Linked DNA regions of Homo sapiens: region 1 is linked to region 2. The links are chromatin loops, found by intact Hi-C in ENCODE. Cell type or tissue: mammary epithelial cell. All regions are shown on one strand. Links, peaks and the distances in the headings refer to the core of each region. The heading gives the core; the rest is flanking DNA. Region 1 overlaps MAN1A1 (mannosidase alpha class 1A member 1). Region 2 overlaps LOC105377975 (a long non-coding RNA gene).

What was found. Hi-C counts contacts between places; a loop is a spot of excess contacts. Peaks named below come from ENCODE experiments on the same cell type or tissue, not always from the same donor. Only the 100,000 strongest peaks of a DNase experiment are listed, where the experiment ranks them.
Region 1: a loop joins it to region 2, with 10 times the contacts of the local background. A loop is called at or near these places in 2 of 110 quality-filtered maps.

What each region holds. Positions count from the first base shown.
Region 1 is chr6:119,330,288-119,338,630 of GRCh38, reverse strand. The region is part of intron 2 of MAN1A1 (mannosidase alpha class 1A member 1); the gene reads left to right. Among named protein-coding and RNA genes, the nearest start is that of MAN1A1, 15 kb to the left of the region's middle. In mammary epithelial cell, for the core only: a CTCF peak has its summit at 4,741; no DNase peak of the experiment used is centred there.
Region 2 is chr6:119,623,747-119,632,089 of GRCh38, reverse strand. The region is part of intron 2 of LOC105377975 (a long non-coding RNA gene); the gene reads right to left. Among named protein-coding and RNA genes, the nearest start is that of MAN1A1, 280 kb to the right of the region's middle. In mammary epithelial cell, for the core only: a CTCF peak has its summit at 3,628; DNase peaks (open chromatin) are centred at 3,589 and 3,979; H3K27ac peaks cover 1,166 bases.

The DNA.
Region 1 (8,343 bases), core at 224-8,223, 290 kb after region 2:
CTTTTCTAATAGTTGAAGATCAAAAGTAGTCCAAATAGAATTTCAGAAGTGATTTTAATGATGCCAGAAAATGGCAAGTCTTACACAGCTGAATTCTTAAAGAAGAAAAATTAACCAAAAGGAAATCATGAGATTTCCTAGAAATATTTGTTCTTATGTGTGAAGAGGCAGGCTAATCTTTTGTATGTGAGAGGCCTTCAGTGTTGTAAATAGGATAAATATGCATTTTGTCAAAGATATTTTATTTTTAAAGAAAAGCATGATATTTTGTGTGTGAAGTTTGGGCTTTTTTTTTTCCACCCTAAATCCTTCAAATGTTTTTAGTCATGTTTTTTAAGATAGTGAAGAGCTGCATATTTCAAAATGTATTTATATTCTGACCTTGGTTCATAAAAGTCTGCCAAGCGCCAGAACTATTTAAATTTGGCTATAACACTGTGTTAACGTGATGAATAACGATTGACATAAATGTACTATATTATTTTTATAAATTGTGGTTAGACATGATAGTAATTTTAGAATATTTACAGTGCTATTTTTGGAGACTTTTTTTTTTTTTTTAGTCAACTAGCAGTGTTGAATGTTTTATCTAGCCAACTACAGGTTTTCAGCTCATAATTAGAAATGCCTGAGAAGTCCATATTGTGATTTAAGGAGTTATTAGCCCAAGTCAGCAATTTTATAAGGCATTCTTATTAGGAAGTATAAAATGAACTTTATGTAGTAAAAAACGTATTTTATAATTGGCATATATCTAATGCATTGTATACATTCACTCATATTAAGCATTTTGGTTAGTCTTCATTATTTAATCCTCCTGTGGTTACTTAACATAGAATGTGTAATGAAGAACTCAGTAGCTTTAAAGGTGGGGTGGTTGAGGAGAATAGAAAATGAAGGTGATTTATTAACTACTGTTGAAAGCTGCTTTAGCAGTTAGGGTGAATAAAAATGATGATTTATTAAGTATTCCATCAGTAATAAGATAAAGCCACAGTGTAGGGTTGGAAGTACTTCTGTTTTCCCTAACTCCCAAGAATACAGAATTTCTATGACATTGGCTCTTTGCAGTCGTCCGTCCCTTCCAGAACTATCATATTGAGGGCAGGAGAAAGAGCTTCCCCTATTCATCCATGTGTCCAACAGATCAGTTAGCTCTGGGCCCTGCCCATAATAGGGCCCAGTATGTATTTGTTGAATGAATATGCTCTTTGAAATAAACATGCCTACAGGAGTTACTCAGGTTAAGTGTGATTTCGCGCTAAGTAATCTGGTATTCCAGAAGTGGTGTCCGCTCATCTTTGAAGTCCTTTCTAATGTATATACTCATGGGCTACAAGTCTTTGTCTTTTTGATTTTTTTTTTTTACAACAGTCAGAAGTCATTTAGAATCAGACCTAGTGAATAAAGAGACTAATGAATATAGGAAATGCCTTTTCCAGTTTTCAAGTTGTTTTCCAGAATGATTTATAAAATGAAAACTGCATTCATTTTCTTATATGACTGTAAACTGGTGAAAGTGGTGCCAAAAACAAAAAAAAGTCTTTTGACCAAATACAACACTGCTGAAATAAATGTAGATGATTGTGAGATTCCTTTAAAGGTCAACACTCGAATATAAAGATTCTGTTATTTTATTGAAAAGTGTTTATATCTACAGCCAGTATTTTTTTTTTAGATATGTTATTTTTAAAGTAGGTAGAGTCTTCATTTATTTTCTTTATTACCTAGAATACTGGACAGTATTTAATAAGGGTTGCCATTTTTCTTGTATTTCAATTTTATACAGGATATACCTAGAGTTGGTTTTGTTTTGTTTCCATTTTGGCAAAATTTTTTGAGAGATAAAGGTGTCTTAATGAGTAATGCTTACAGTACCACACTAAAATGAAAAGTCATAGGTTAGCTATTATTTTCCACTAGAGAAATCAGAATTACATAAACATGTTCCTCCCTAAGAAGGTGTGATATTTTGAGAAAGAGAAAGAAGCTTGGTTTTCTATTTCCCAATTTCATATTGTTTCTCCTGAAAAGTGCTGTGTCATATAAATAATTGCATGGTAGAGGCTCAATGAATTTTATGCATTTGTCAGTGGTCCCTTTTGCAGTTTATTCTACAGATGACTATTAATATTCCTAAAACATCACTTCTCTCGTATTGCCCAACTCAGGTTTTAATGGTCCTCCATTTCCTATAAAGTAATGATTCAGACTTCAACATGCATCAGAATCACCTGGAGGGCATGTTAAAACAGATTGCTGGTGCCGGGCGCAGTGGCTCACACCTGTAATCCCAGCACTTTGGGAGGCCGAAGGGAGGATCACTTGAGGCCAGGAATTCAAGACCAGCCTGGCCAACGTGGTAAAACCCTGTCTCTACGAAAAATACAAAAACTAGCCAGGTGTGGTGGCGTGAGCCTGTAGTCCCAGCTACTCGGGAGGCTGAGGCAGAAGAATCACTTGAACCCAGGAGGCGGAGGTTGCAGTGAACCGAGATTGTGCCACTGCACTCCAGCCTGGGTGACAGAGTGAGACTCTGTCTCAAAAAAAATAATAATAAAAAAATTTTGAAAGCCTGGAGTTTCTGATTCAGTAGGCCTGGGTGGGCCCCAGAATTTGCATTTTTAGCATGTTGCTAGGTGATACTGATGCTTCTGGTCCAGTGACTTCAGCTAGAAAAACATTTTGCTCTAGAATGAAGTCACAGTGAAGTCACAAATGTTTAGCTTGGCATCCGTAGTCTTCTGTAAATCTGCATCAGTTTATTTGTTGAGTTGTATCTCTGTTACTTCCCAGGAAGGACTGTGCTTCCACAAAACTTACATAGTTACTATCTCCAGAACACATGTCGTTTAGGATTTCACCTTGTTTACTTTATGGTTCTCAAAAGGAGAGTCTTCTCACTTGCTCAAAATCCATGTCCTCATGAAGCCCTCTCTACACTCTCAACCTTCACTGATTTCTCCCTTCTCCAAATTCCCATGTTATTGATTATTTCTATCTTTGGCCTGTGTGTCACTGATTTTGTGTGCATATATGTTATCTTTCAAGTAGATTTCAGACACCCTAGAAGTGGGGACACCTTTTTTATCTCATAGGTCCGTGGCCCAGAATTTGACAATAAAAGGCAATTCATCCTAAATGTAACCCAGATTAAGTATATCAACAAAATGTTTTATAAATGTGAGGCAGTATGGCAGAGTAGAAACACTTCTGTCCTCCCTTTCCACGCCTTTGAAATGGAGTTAATAATTCCTCTTTTTCAGAGTTGTTGTAAGAATTAAAATAGAAAATGTATGTGAATCTCTCAGCGCAATGCCTGGCATGTATCATTCATTATTCAATACATAGTATGTACTTACTAGCAGCTAGGAATTGGTAGGAGTGATAAGGAAAGGGGTTGGTAGGTAAATTGGATTCAGAAAGTCATTTCCAGGAAAGAAAAGTATGTTTTGGCTGCAGTATTGCTGTATTGACCAATAGCTTCTATTTTCTATTGTTGCCTCCCCTTTTAGTTGTTGTTGCCAAATTTCTCACTTCCTATGGCAGGAAAGTAAGCATTATTTTGCCTTGTTAGAATTGTTATTACACAGAAGGGATGCTCATCCTCAGGAAAACCATAGAGAGGGTGTTGAATGGAGTGGTTCCTCATTCATTCATCAGTGTCCAGTTACTTCTGACTTCTGGGCCTGCTGTCACACAACACTCAGATATGTGGGGAGGAAAGAAAGCCAGGGATAAAGAAATCTGGAGAAATACCTTCAGGGCATAGAAAGAAATAATTTTTGTGAGCTGAAAAGCTGAAAATGTTTCATTCAGAGATAACTACATGTGTAAATTTAGCTCAATAATTAGGCATATGGTGCTTTCATTTTAGGATGTATCCACCCTTTGTGATAATATCCGTTGATTATTAGAGCTGCTGCAGCTTTAACTACATTGGCAGCAGAGATTCCTAGTGCATTTAAGACAAGAATTCAAGAGTGAAATGGAAAACTGAATTAATAATTTGTTCTTGGGTGGTTTTAATCTGCTCCTTAAATGTAGTTTATGCCTGGAGGATTAGATTTGGAAACAGAACACCAACTAATGTTCTAAAAGTTTACTTCCTTTTATTGGAACATTATACTCTTAAAGATTTTCAGAAGAACATTTTGGCTGTTTTAGTCTTAACATACGAGGTACACTTAAGTTCTTATGATTCAACCTAAAACAATAGAAAGCTTTTAATCTATGATATAATTTTTAACTTTTAAAGTATTTCATGTTAGACTTCAAGGCAGGAATTGTTTAATAAAAACCAACTAATAAAAGGAAAGATATTCTTTGTTGGGCACGAGGATATTTGGGTCTCTTTTCCCAAGCTTTTTAAAATCCCCCTAGGTCTATATTTTTCAATCTTAGAATTTAAAATCTGCTTGCTGTTGATGGTAAAGAAAATAGGAAAATTAAAATCAAAGGTTATTTCTGTTTACTTCCCATACCTTGTCAAATGTTTCTAAAATTGATCGAAAATAAACCATTGTAATTTTATAAATTGAAAAAAGAGTTATATTCCAAGATATAGCATAGTAGGATGAGCTGAAATAGGAAGTTTAAAACAGGTGTCTTTGGGAGAGTTGGGGATGGTGATGCTTTCCATCTGCTTCTTGCTTAAAGCTTTAACTACGGTCCTATTAGAATATACCTGAGAGTCTGGGAAGTCAGTGTATTTGCTTCTGTGGTTGTAGTTCTCCACCCACCTGTGATCTGAAGAATTACACCCTAGGTTTTTATAAGGTAAAGGCACTAGAATTTAGACATTTAGAAGGGACTTCTTTGAAAACTAGGAAGAAGATGGGCAAAGTATAATACCAGGTATTGGTCTGAGTTAACCAGGAGTAGATTATTTATTAGAAAACTAGTCTGAATTTATGTATTCTTGATAAATACAGGTTTTGACAGAAATTCTCCACTTTTGACTGATCTGGTAATAGAGGTTGAGGATTTTATAGCCAGATATGCTGCAGGTAATCAGGTGTTAGTTCTAGCTTAATAATTAGCTTAATTTAGTATTAGCTGTCTTTTTCTGTGGTACTTTACCCATGCTCTTAATCATCTTCCATCCTTCAGTGTGTTCTGCTGGAGAGAGGCGGTACTAATGGTGCAAAGGCAGACATCAGGAGAGTTGCAGAAGTGGTATTATATATGTTACACACGTCAGAAGACTAGTCACCTTAATACTCAGTAATTGACTATGATTGGCAGCAGGGAATGAGCAGCCCTCTCGCTTCCTGGAACCTTGAGAGGTGAATTCCATACATTACCACTGGTGTTCAGAAGGATCACCTTTTTCTGACCTGTGGGCACTCACTCCTACCTTTTAGAATTCCTGAGGGAGGAAGCTGTCTAGTTATATGATTAGTTAGCATATTTGTGGACCTTTAATTATCAATAGAATTGCTCGAAAGCTGTCTTAGGAAGTAATGCCTTTGATTGATTTGAAATCTCATGCATCACCCGTGTTGCTAGTGTTTTCCAAAACACTGAGGGATTTTTGCAGACAGCATTTTCAGGGGCTGATTTGAAGGTAATAAACCAAACTGGCAGGGAGGGAGGGTTCTTCCTCCACCTCAGGGTGAGATCTCTGCTCCTTTACTTTACTCTGGAGTGCCCTGTCTTCACAAACCCCGGGGGCACACAACACATTAGTAGCCATAAGTGTCTGTTGTGTGTTATGCAGCCCGGAGTCTTCCACTGGTATATACCAAGTCCCCAAGTTAGATATTTCTCTTTTAAAAAGAATTTTGCCTTCATATTTAAAATAAAAATTATATTCCTCAATTGGCTTTTTTTTTTTTTTCTTGAGATGGAGTTTTGCTCTTGTCGCCCAGGCTGGAGTGCAGTGGCATGATCTCAGCTCACTGCAGCCTCAGCCTCTGGAGTAGCTGGGATTACAGGTGCCCGCCACCACGCCCAGCTAATTTTTGTATTTTTGGTAGAGACCAGGTTTCACCATGTTGGCCAGGCTGGTCTCCAACTCCTGACCTCAGGTGATCCTCCCACCTTGGCCTCCCAAAGCGCTGGGATTACAGGCGTGAGCCACCGTGCCCGGCCAGTTGGCTCTTAAACCTCAGCTATTAATTTCCAAGTATTTTTGGTTTATGAATAACAACAGCAATAATAGCAATGTCTGATAATTTTCTCTTTTTCTCTAGGTTTAAAACAGAGGCAACAGTTAAAACTATACTTTTAATAAAAAGTGCAGCTTCTCAGTTATACTCCATCATGTATTCCCTTTTTCTCCTAATAGAATGTGTTTGTTATTCTTCCTGTTCTGAGAGTGGCTCCTTAATTGATTTTATACCATCAGTTAGTGTTATTATATATAATTAAGGAAATCAATAATGAGATTTTTAAAATATCATCTTGGCATAGATTTTGTCTCCTTTATCTGCAGTTTTAATTCTGGAATGGTGAAAAGTATGCCAGTAACTACAGGATACCATTTGTTGAGTGTTCACTTCCTATTAGATACTATGCTCACCACTTTATGTACATATTCTCATTAAATTCTCAGAACAACAAGTATTTGGTTTTTCTCAGAATATGGGTATTTGACATTATTCTCCTCATTTTATACATAGGAAATTGAAGCCAGGAAGGGGCAAGCAAATTGCCCAGGGTCGAGCAGCTCCTGCGAGGTTGAAATCCAGGTCTGTCTGGTCCCTGCCCCCACCCTCTTCTTGTGCACTCATCTCTGCTGGGTTCCCCATATCCCCTGGGGCCTTGGCAGGCTCAGATCTTACCCACCTTGAATAAAGAATCAGGACTCCTGTTGCAGTCACTCCTCTGCCTGAGAAGGAAGTAAAGGGAAGTGAGGTGAGGACTGGCACAATTTCCACCCCAGCTTGTGGCAGACAACATGCTTTAATTCTGAAAGCAACACCAATGCTCAGTTTGTTTGGAAAAGCCTCTCAAGAGTAATATTGTGCTCAACTTAACAACTATATTTACTAGTATGTGTTCATGTATGTTTATATCCCCTTGATTATATATATATATATATATATATATATATGCATAATATGTACATGGTTATGTGCGTGTATATAATTATCTAAAATAATACCTTAAGCATTAATGAAAGTTATTGGGGGTTCTGGAAAGTTGTTTAAATCAAGAGAAAAACAATTGTCACTGGAAGAAACAAATCTAAATTTGCTTCCTTTATTCTCCCTCATCTTGGGGCAACTATGACTCCTAAAGTTTAGGATACATAATGTTACAATTATTTAATTTTTAAGCAAGAGATTCTATAAAGTGTGACCACATTAACAAAAATGCAGTATGAATTTTAAATTCACAGTGAGGTATATCACCAAAAAGAATTCTATGAGTCAAAATAATATATTGTTACTGACTTGACAGTCAAGTTGTATATAGAAGTGACAACAAAGGCTCTGTTTAATTGATCTTAAGAGATCCGGACAGTATAACTCTTTCTGCAAATGGGGCGATACAGTTATCATTCAAACCCAAATAATTTTTTTTTAATTTTAATATTTTCCTTTAATAAATCAGATTAAGAATCACTTCCAACAACCCTCCTACAAATATTTAGAAGTACCACCCTGTGCAAGGCACTGGAGAGATGACAGTAAACAAGACCATTATCACCACTGCCCACATGGAGCCCAAAGGGGTAGAGAGTAAGGAGGCCCTGTGACAAGTACCCTGGGAGGGGCCTAGAGTTACTATGGGAACCTGGAGTAGAACATAACTCTGGCAGATTAGGGGGTTCAGGAACACTTTCTAAATGAAGTAAAGTATTAGACCTGAGGATGAGTGGGAATTAGCCGGTTGCAGGCAAGATGAAGAGGGCCGCAGGATAGGAATGGAATGTATGAAGGTCCCCAGGGCAGCCAGAGGACTGAGCCAGAGTAGTAGTGCTGAGAAGAGGAAGTGGGCCACAGAAATGAAGCAGAGAAGGCGTCTGACCAGGTGTTTAGACTTTATCCTGAGATCATCAGGAACCATGGGAGGGTTTCAAGTTGCAGAAATAATATCAAATCTGCATTTTTGGATAAGACTGGAGTCCAGGACATGTGTTAGAAGGCTCGGCAGTAATCCAGGTGAGAGATGAGGATGGCCTAAATGCATAAAGGGGTAGTGAAGATAGAGAAAGTGAACAGATCCTTGAGATACTTAAAACCGGAATTTATAGAACTTTGTGGGCACTTAAAAATGGAGAGTGAGAGAGGAAATGGAGATAAAGAGGTTCTTGGGTTCCTGATTGGGTCACGGGTTTTCTGATGGTTGGAATCGTCAGGAGAGAGAGAGGAGTGGAGAGGGGTAATGGAT
Region 2 (8,343 bases), core at 198-8,197:
TCTTGTATAGAACATATTATTAGGTTTTGTTTTTTGTCCATTCTGATAATCTCTGACTTTTAATCCAAATATTTAATCAATTTATATTTAATGTAATTATTTACATGGTTGGTTTTAACTGTACTGTTTTTCTATTTGCTTTCTTTTTGTCTTATTTGTTTTTTCTCTGTTCCTTCTTTTCTGCCCTTCTGGGTTAACAGAATTTTTTAAATAGTACCCTTTATCTTATCCGTGAGATTTTTAGCCCTAACGCTCTGTATTATTTTTAATGGTTGCTTGAGGGATTACAATATGTATCCCCAGTTCCCCATAGTCTACCTAGAGTTATTATACCACATCATGGAAAATGAAAAAAAAAAACTTTAAACCTTATAATTCCCCCTCCCAACCCTGATTCCCTGGTTTTGTTATCATACATAAGATATACGTAACTCCACAAAACAATGTAATGGGTTTTGCTCTACACAGTCAGTTTTATTGTAAAAAGAGAATAACAGCCTTTTGTATTTTTGTTGCATATACTATTAAGTTGTGCTGTTTCTTCCTGTAGATCAGTTGCATCTTGTATCCTGTCGTGAAATTCCTTTAGCATTTCTCGTAGTGCAGATCTGCTGGCAATGCATTTTCCCAGCTTCCATATATCTGAAAATATCTTGATTTCATCTTCATTTTTGACAAGTGTTTCTACTGGATATAGAATTCTGAATTGACATTTTTAGGTACATTAAAAATGCCATTCCACGTCTACTATTAAAAAGTCAAAAACAACAGATGCTGGCAAGGCTGCAGAGGAAAGGGAACACTTATACACTTTGGGTGGAACTGTAAATGAGTTCAGCCACTGTAGAAAGCAGTTTGGAGATTTCTCAAAGAACTTAAAATATAATTACCATTCAACCCAGCAATCCCATTACTGGGTATATATCCAAAGGAAAATAAATCATTCTGTCAAAAAGACACATGCACTTGTATGTTCATCACAGCACTATTTACAATAGCAAATACATGGAATCAACCTAGGTGCCCATCAACGGTGGATTGGATAAAGAAAATGTGGTACATATGCACCATGGAATACTATGCAGTCATAAAAAAGAATGAAGTCATGTCTTTGCAGCAACGTGGATGCAGCTGGAGGCCATTATCCTAAGTGAATTAATGCAGGAAAAGATAATGAAATACTGCATGTTCTCATATATAAGTGGAAGCTAAACACTGAGCACACGTAGACGTAAAGATGGGAACAACAAACACTGGGGACTACTAGAGGGGGTAGAGGGTGTTGAAAAACTAACTCTTAGGTACTCTGCTTATTACTTGAGTGATGAGATCAATTGTACCACAAACCTCAGCATTACGCAATATACCCATGTAGCAAACCTTCCCATGTGCCCCCTAAATCTAAAATAAAAGTTGAAATTATTAAAAAATTAAAAATAAAAATACTATTTGATCAAGGTTCTAAAAAATGTCATTCCATTGGCTTCTAGTCCCCATTGTTTCTAATAAGAATCCAATCATAATCATACAGTTGTTTACCCATAGGCAATGTGTCTTTTATCTCTCATTGCTTTGAAGAGTTTTTCTTTTTCATTTATTTTCAGTAATATTCCACATGTGCCTCTATATAGTTTTATTTGTATTTATTCTATGTAAATTATTGCTGAGATTCTTGTTTCTAAACTGATATTTTTCAACAAATTTTTAAAGTTTTTGGCCAAACTTGGACTACAGCAGTTTGGGTTCTGCCTTATTGATAACCAGAAAAGGGAGTGTCCTTTAGGGAAAAGCCTCTGTTTTTTTTCCGGAAATTGAATTACAAGTATGTGAGACTGTTTAATATTGTCTCACAGATTAGAAGAGCCTTGGATTGTTTTTCAATAATTTTTCTCTCTGTTTTTCACATTTGATAATTTTCGTTGATCTATCTCCAAGTGTGGTGACCCTTTCTTTATCTCTCTCCACTCTGCAATTAAGCCCATCCAGTAAATTTTTTATTTCAGATATTGTGGGTTTTGTGTTTTTAATTTTCTATTTGGTTAGTTTTGTCAATTATGCTTTTCTACTTGAATTTCCTTGTCTCTTAAACCATTATGACCTTCTCTTTAGATCCTTATCGTATTTAAAATAGCAACTTCAAAGTCCCTGTCTTCTAATTCCAAATTCTTGGTCATGATTGAGCCTGTTTCTATGGACTGCTTTTTTTTCCCCTCAACAATGAATCATATATGTCTTTGCATATCTTATCGTTGCTATTATATATTGGAGATTTTAGATAAAACATTTCAGACACTGAATTCTATTTTCTTCTTGTAAAGAGTATTGACTTGTATTCAAACAGGCAGTGGGATTACTGGCTTATCACTTTGAACTTGCGGAGGCTTGGTTTACTTTACCAAGGTGCTCTAATTTGGTGGGATTCAAACATCAACCTTTTCTCATCTGTGACATCTAGCTGCTAAAATCCCTCATAAATCCTTTTTGCTCTCTATCTGTGGTTTTCTGCTGAGTTCCTTGGAGCTTGGAGTCCTCTAAAAGCATTCTGTAGGGTTCAGCCAAGTATTTTAGGGAAATTATATTCAGATTTGAGGGCTCCATTTACTCCAGGAGTTTCCTCTTTAATTACCAGTCTCTCTTGCACTTCCAAACTCTGCCACTGACACTTCAAGCTGAGAAAAATGCAGCTTTCTCCTTGAGTTCTGGCTTCTTTGCAGGCCACACTCAATGGGATGTCCTCAGGAGAAAGATGCTTGTAAATATGGACTGCACTCTAAGCACTTGCCCTCTTTTAAGGCAGAAATACCTTCAGTTGCTGCCTGCTTAGGGTTGCCCTCCATGCCTTTAAATAGGTGTGTGTGTGTGTGTGTGCGCGCGCGTGTGTGGTGTGTTCATTTTGTTCAGTGTTTATAATTGTTATCTACTGAAGAGTTTTTCTAACAATCTATTCACCATTGTTGACCAGCAATTTCCTTTTAATATTATTCATATTATGGCAATAAATTGGTGAAACAAATGTACAGTATTGCGTTCTCTTGTATCTAACATACAGTAACCTTTATATTCTCGCAAAAGCTTGGAGTGGGTGAGATCAAGGGGCAGTGGTAATAAACATATTATGACTTTCAAAATAAGGAGATTTATGAATGTAGTAACACAAGTCGGGTATAGTTTGTTCTGCTGGCTTGTTTTTCAAATAAGAATATTTGAACATTACTGTGTTCAAACACTTTCTCCTGCCAAGCCAACATAATCAAACAAATAGATTAAGAAGGTGAAAGAGAACTCAGGGGTATTCTAAGGGAAACTATTATAAATAACACTCCTATGCATAAACACTGTTAAACAAATAAAAATCATCTCTCAGGGAAATAGTGCTGGTCCCCAATATTAATTTAGTCCCCTCTGCCTGCATATAAGGTTATTTCCTTCTCTTTAAGGTATTCAAATTATTGCTCCCTCTGCTACCTTTGGTAATATATTCTACTTGTCAGAAGTAGGCTGATGCAGCAATGAGACAGAGAGATAGGGAAAGCCTGGGGTTTGAGCTTAGGAACAAGGTCCCAGGCTAATTACTCTTAGAAAGGAGTTGCAGGAATTTGAGTCATAAGGTGAGATCATCACCAGAGGGCCATCATCCCACAGCACAGGAAAGGTAGAAGGCAGAAAATACCCACAATCTCTTCAAGATGAAGAGACGTATCAAACACAAATAGCTAATGAAGTTTTTTTTTTGCTGGCAGTAAGGGGCACAAATGAGAGTATGATCATGGAGGAATTTCATATCAAAATAGAGACGGTATAACGCAGGACACATATCCCAAATGCATTTTTTACAGTGAAAGTAAAATTGTTTCAGATCTCCTGCTTTTGAATCCCAAGTCCATCATCCTTCAATCATATGATCTGGGGAAAATGCCTTAATGTCCCTGTGTTCCATTGCAACATCTGGGAAAATAAGTGCAGTGACTGAGTCAGATCTCGTCAGCCCCAGATGTCTCAATTCACTGATAGGTGCCCAAGTCTCCCCACAATTTGGCCTTTTCAGTTCCACTCTGCTCATTTCAGATTCTCCTTTATCTGTTACTGCTTCCTTTTATTTCACTCCTTCCAGCTTCAGCTCCTACTCTCTCCTGAATTGTACTTCAATATTTCCAATTCCTTATTAAAATCTGTCTTAGATCGACGTTCACCCCAATCTACATGCCTTCACTCCAAACACTGCCCTCAAAAAGCCTTTGGTCCAGGTGAAACTTCCTAGATTCCAACAAATGTTTCATATCTATTTGTGTAAGAAACCACGTACTCCTGCTATAAGCCCTTTGGCAGCAGTATACATAAGCATTCCATATTACTACTTTGCTAAAGGCAATATAAAAAAAAAAGACCTTAAAAACACAAATTAAGGAAAATAAACACAAAAGTGTCTTTTGAAAACTTACAAAACCTGTTCAGTAGAGCAGGCACTTTTAATTGGAAATGCTGCAAGACTGCAGGAGCAGCAAAATGTGATTCCTTCAAACATAATAGAATGTGCTGATTCACAGGCAGGAGGAATAACACCCAGAATCTGCCTATCTGCCACAGCAGTTCTGACCCTTCCAGCTCTGTTTAAGAAAGATTAACCTTAATGGGAGCCTTATACCCACGCTTGGACTCTTCCAGAGGAAAAATATGAGCATATGACTTTTCAGTTTGCAAAATAATCATGTGATTCTCCTTTAGTGGCAAATAACGTAGTGTCCTCTGTCCCTAAAAATTCTTCTTGTCCTTCTAGGATCATGGGGATCTCTGAGGGTTCTACCTTTACTTAAAATCCTTCAGACCTGCAATAAATAATTTGAAATGTTTAAAACACCATCATAAAAAATATACATTTGGGTTTGTTTTGCCCACGAGAAAATAAAGGGGGAGTGACTGTTATCAAGTAAAATCAAAGAAAATGTCTTGTCCCTCAGGCCTAGGTCTAAATTGCTCAGGTGTCCTGTGGCCTACATGAGCTTGTTTCTGGGAATGACATTTGAGCACAGATAGACAAAGTCACTGCCTATTCATAACAGGTGTAGAACCCACAAGTGCAGCTTTTACAAGGCAAGTCATCCTCAGGTCATCCTTAGGATTTTCACAAGGTGAGCTAACCTCCTGGCATAAACAGCCATTTTTAATTTAAATTTTTTATTGCACGCTTTTCATCTAATGAGTCACATGGAAAATGAGAAGGCCCACTATGCATCTGTGACCTAAAAGACTATATAAATAGTAAATGTATTATTTTCATGTTTCCAATAAAAAGGAAACCCATTTTCTTTTGTTAATATGCAATACGTTTTAATTAACTATAGTCATTTTGTTGTGCAATAGAACCCCAGAACTTATTGCTCCTAACTATAAATTTGTACTTGTTGACCAGCATCTCCTCTTTCTACATATTCCATATTCCACGCAACTCCCCAATCCCCTGCCCCTACCACCCCTGGAACCACTGTTCTACTCTCTGCTTCTATCAGTTTGACTTTTTTTTAGCTTCCACACGTAAGTGAGAACATACAGTATTCATGTCTCTGTGCCTGGCTTGTTTCACTTAACATAATGTCCTCTAGGTTCATCCATGTTGTTGCAAATGACAGAATTTCCTGATTTTTAAAGGCCGAATAGGATTCCATTGTGTATACAAATCACATTTGCAAAATCTGTTCATCCATTGTTGCATACTTAGGCTGAGGAAACCCATTTTCTATGGGGCAAGTATTTGTTCTTGCCTCTGAAACCTGCCTTTGTGGATCCAGATACAAATATCAGACAAAACGTACTTCAGTTTTGGTAGTTGCTAACAGTGGTTTAAGAATATTCCTGGATATTGGCCAGGCACGGTGGCTCACGCCTGTAATCCCAGCACTTTGGGAGGCCGAAGTGGGCGGATCACAAGGTCAGGAGATCGAGAACATCCTGGCTAACACGGTGAAACCCTGTGTCCACTAAAAATACAAAAATAAAATTAGCCGGGCGTGGTGGCGGGCGCTTGTAGTCCCAGCTACTCGGGAGGCTGAGGCAGGAGAATGGCGTGAAGCCGGGAGGCGGAGCTTGCAGTGAGCCGAGATCACGCCACTGCACTCCAGCCTGGGCGACAGAGGGAGACTCCTTCTCAAAAAGACAAAAAAGAATATTCCTGGATATAATCAAAATAACAAACATAATGTCTTATCCCAAACAACTCTCCTTGCCCTGCCATATAAATCCATTAAAAGTGAGAATTTTACAAAGTTCTCACACTTTAGTAAGGTAAAAAAAAAAAAAAAATCAAATTTTTAAAAATTGTTTACTGGCTGTCTATAAAGTAAAAGACACTAGGATAGGCATGGTGAGACATAACACAAGGAAGATATAGCCTTTTCTCTTAAGGGATTTATCAACATTTCACCAATATCAAAATATAAGTCATCTTCAAAAGATGAGAATTTTTCATCAAGACTGGTACATTTTTTTAAATGTGTTGTTGGCTTTAGATAAAATCCTCTAAGACTATTCCAAACAACAATGAAGCAAGTAATCATAATTTAGAAGCAGTAACACCTATTTGGATGCTCAAACTATATAACTGTATATTTGAAACTGAATAAATGTTTATTAAAAACCTATCACATTATATTGTATCGTTGATTTATGTTGAATTAATTACACTATTTCCTGCAATCCCTAAACTTCAGATCAAATTCATGGGATTTTAATGGGTATTTCAATACATCTTTAGTTTACATTCATATTTATTTCCCATTTCAGTATTTCAAATTCAACAGAGTCATTGGGATGTATCTATTGATTTTGTGAAAAAGACTTAGCTCTGGGTCCTTATCCCAATTCTGATGCTGTAACTGGCAAGGTGAACATGGGTTCAGTTATCTAGCCGCTCTGAGCTGTTTTCTCTGTAAAAAGGATGATGTATGCAATTTCCCTGGCACATGATACATTATAACTATTGTGAATCAAAAAAATCACTCATCTTTGTTGAGAATCTGGCAGTGCCGTGGGGTGACCGTTCTGAAGATCAGTGCTTACCAGATTCAAAAAATCATTTTAGTGTTTGAAAGGGATAGGATCAACCTTATTCTACAGACGAGGACTTTGATAGATACAGGAGGGAAGTCACTTGCCCAGTGCCACTTAGATAGTGGTAGACCTTCAATCCAGTCTTGGCACCTTGTCTAGTCCCTTTTGTACAGTATGGCAGATATATCTGTAAAATTATAGATAAGTAGACTGACTTTATAATGATCTTTGATATCTTCAAATTAGGAGTTTTCCTGTTCTAACACATCTCTAATAAGAGATAGTTGCTAGAACTTTGAATTTAGGCAGAAAAATGGGTAGTAATCATTAGGCCATAGGCCTTATTTTCCTCCACTATAACAAAAGAAAGGATTTTTAACTTTATAAGTTTGTTTAATCATCACTTAGCTATTCTTCTAAAAGAGAAAAAGCAGACTAAAAAATGGATAATTGAAAGTTCCAGTTAACTGGGTCTCAGTTAATCTAGATTTTTATTATTTCTAAACCATTCCACTACAAACTCTGATTGGTATAATTGATTTAGAGCCTGTTCCATATGATGCCTTCTATTCTCTAAGCTGAGTTGACCCCAAAAAGAAGAACCCTTTGAATTCAATCTGAGAACTATACTCAGTTCTGAGAATGAAGATGGCATTTTAGACTCCTGTGTTTGTGAGCTGGTGCCTTTTCCTATATTTTTATTTTTAAAAATCCAATTTGAGTTTTTTGCCTCATGTCCTCATCTTAGGCACCATAAAAAAAAGTGAGTGAAAGAAAATCTTTCCCATAGAAATTCTCACACATAATGATGCCAACAGGCCTTTCATTTTACTGGTTGCCTGGCTGACTAGTATATTGGAAATAAGTGAAGATGGGAAAATAACAAGGAACTAGTTTCTGCTGAGGGGAACAAATTCTACAGTTATGAAGTTGTAAGGAAAAGCACAATGAAAAATAATCTCAGTATCGCAGAATAAAGCAATTCTCAGCAGTAAAGTAGTAACAAAAGAAATGGAAATCTTAGGAAACACTCAAAATGGGCAGTAATAGCACAAAAGCATTACAATGTTTCAAATTGCAAGGTGAATCGAATGACTGAGAGACTGTCTTGAGCACACTTGAGATTAGTTCTCAGATGTATTTTATTCGGTTTTCCTTTTTTCTTTTCTGAGAGATTATCTCATCTATTTAGGCCTTCTTCCTTTAGGTCACAGAAACAGGGAAAGGCACTTAAGATATTCATTAATTAAGACACCATTTGTAGCTCTACTGTGAAGGATAATCACTTGTTGGCTTAAGATG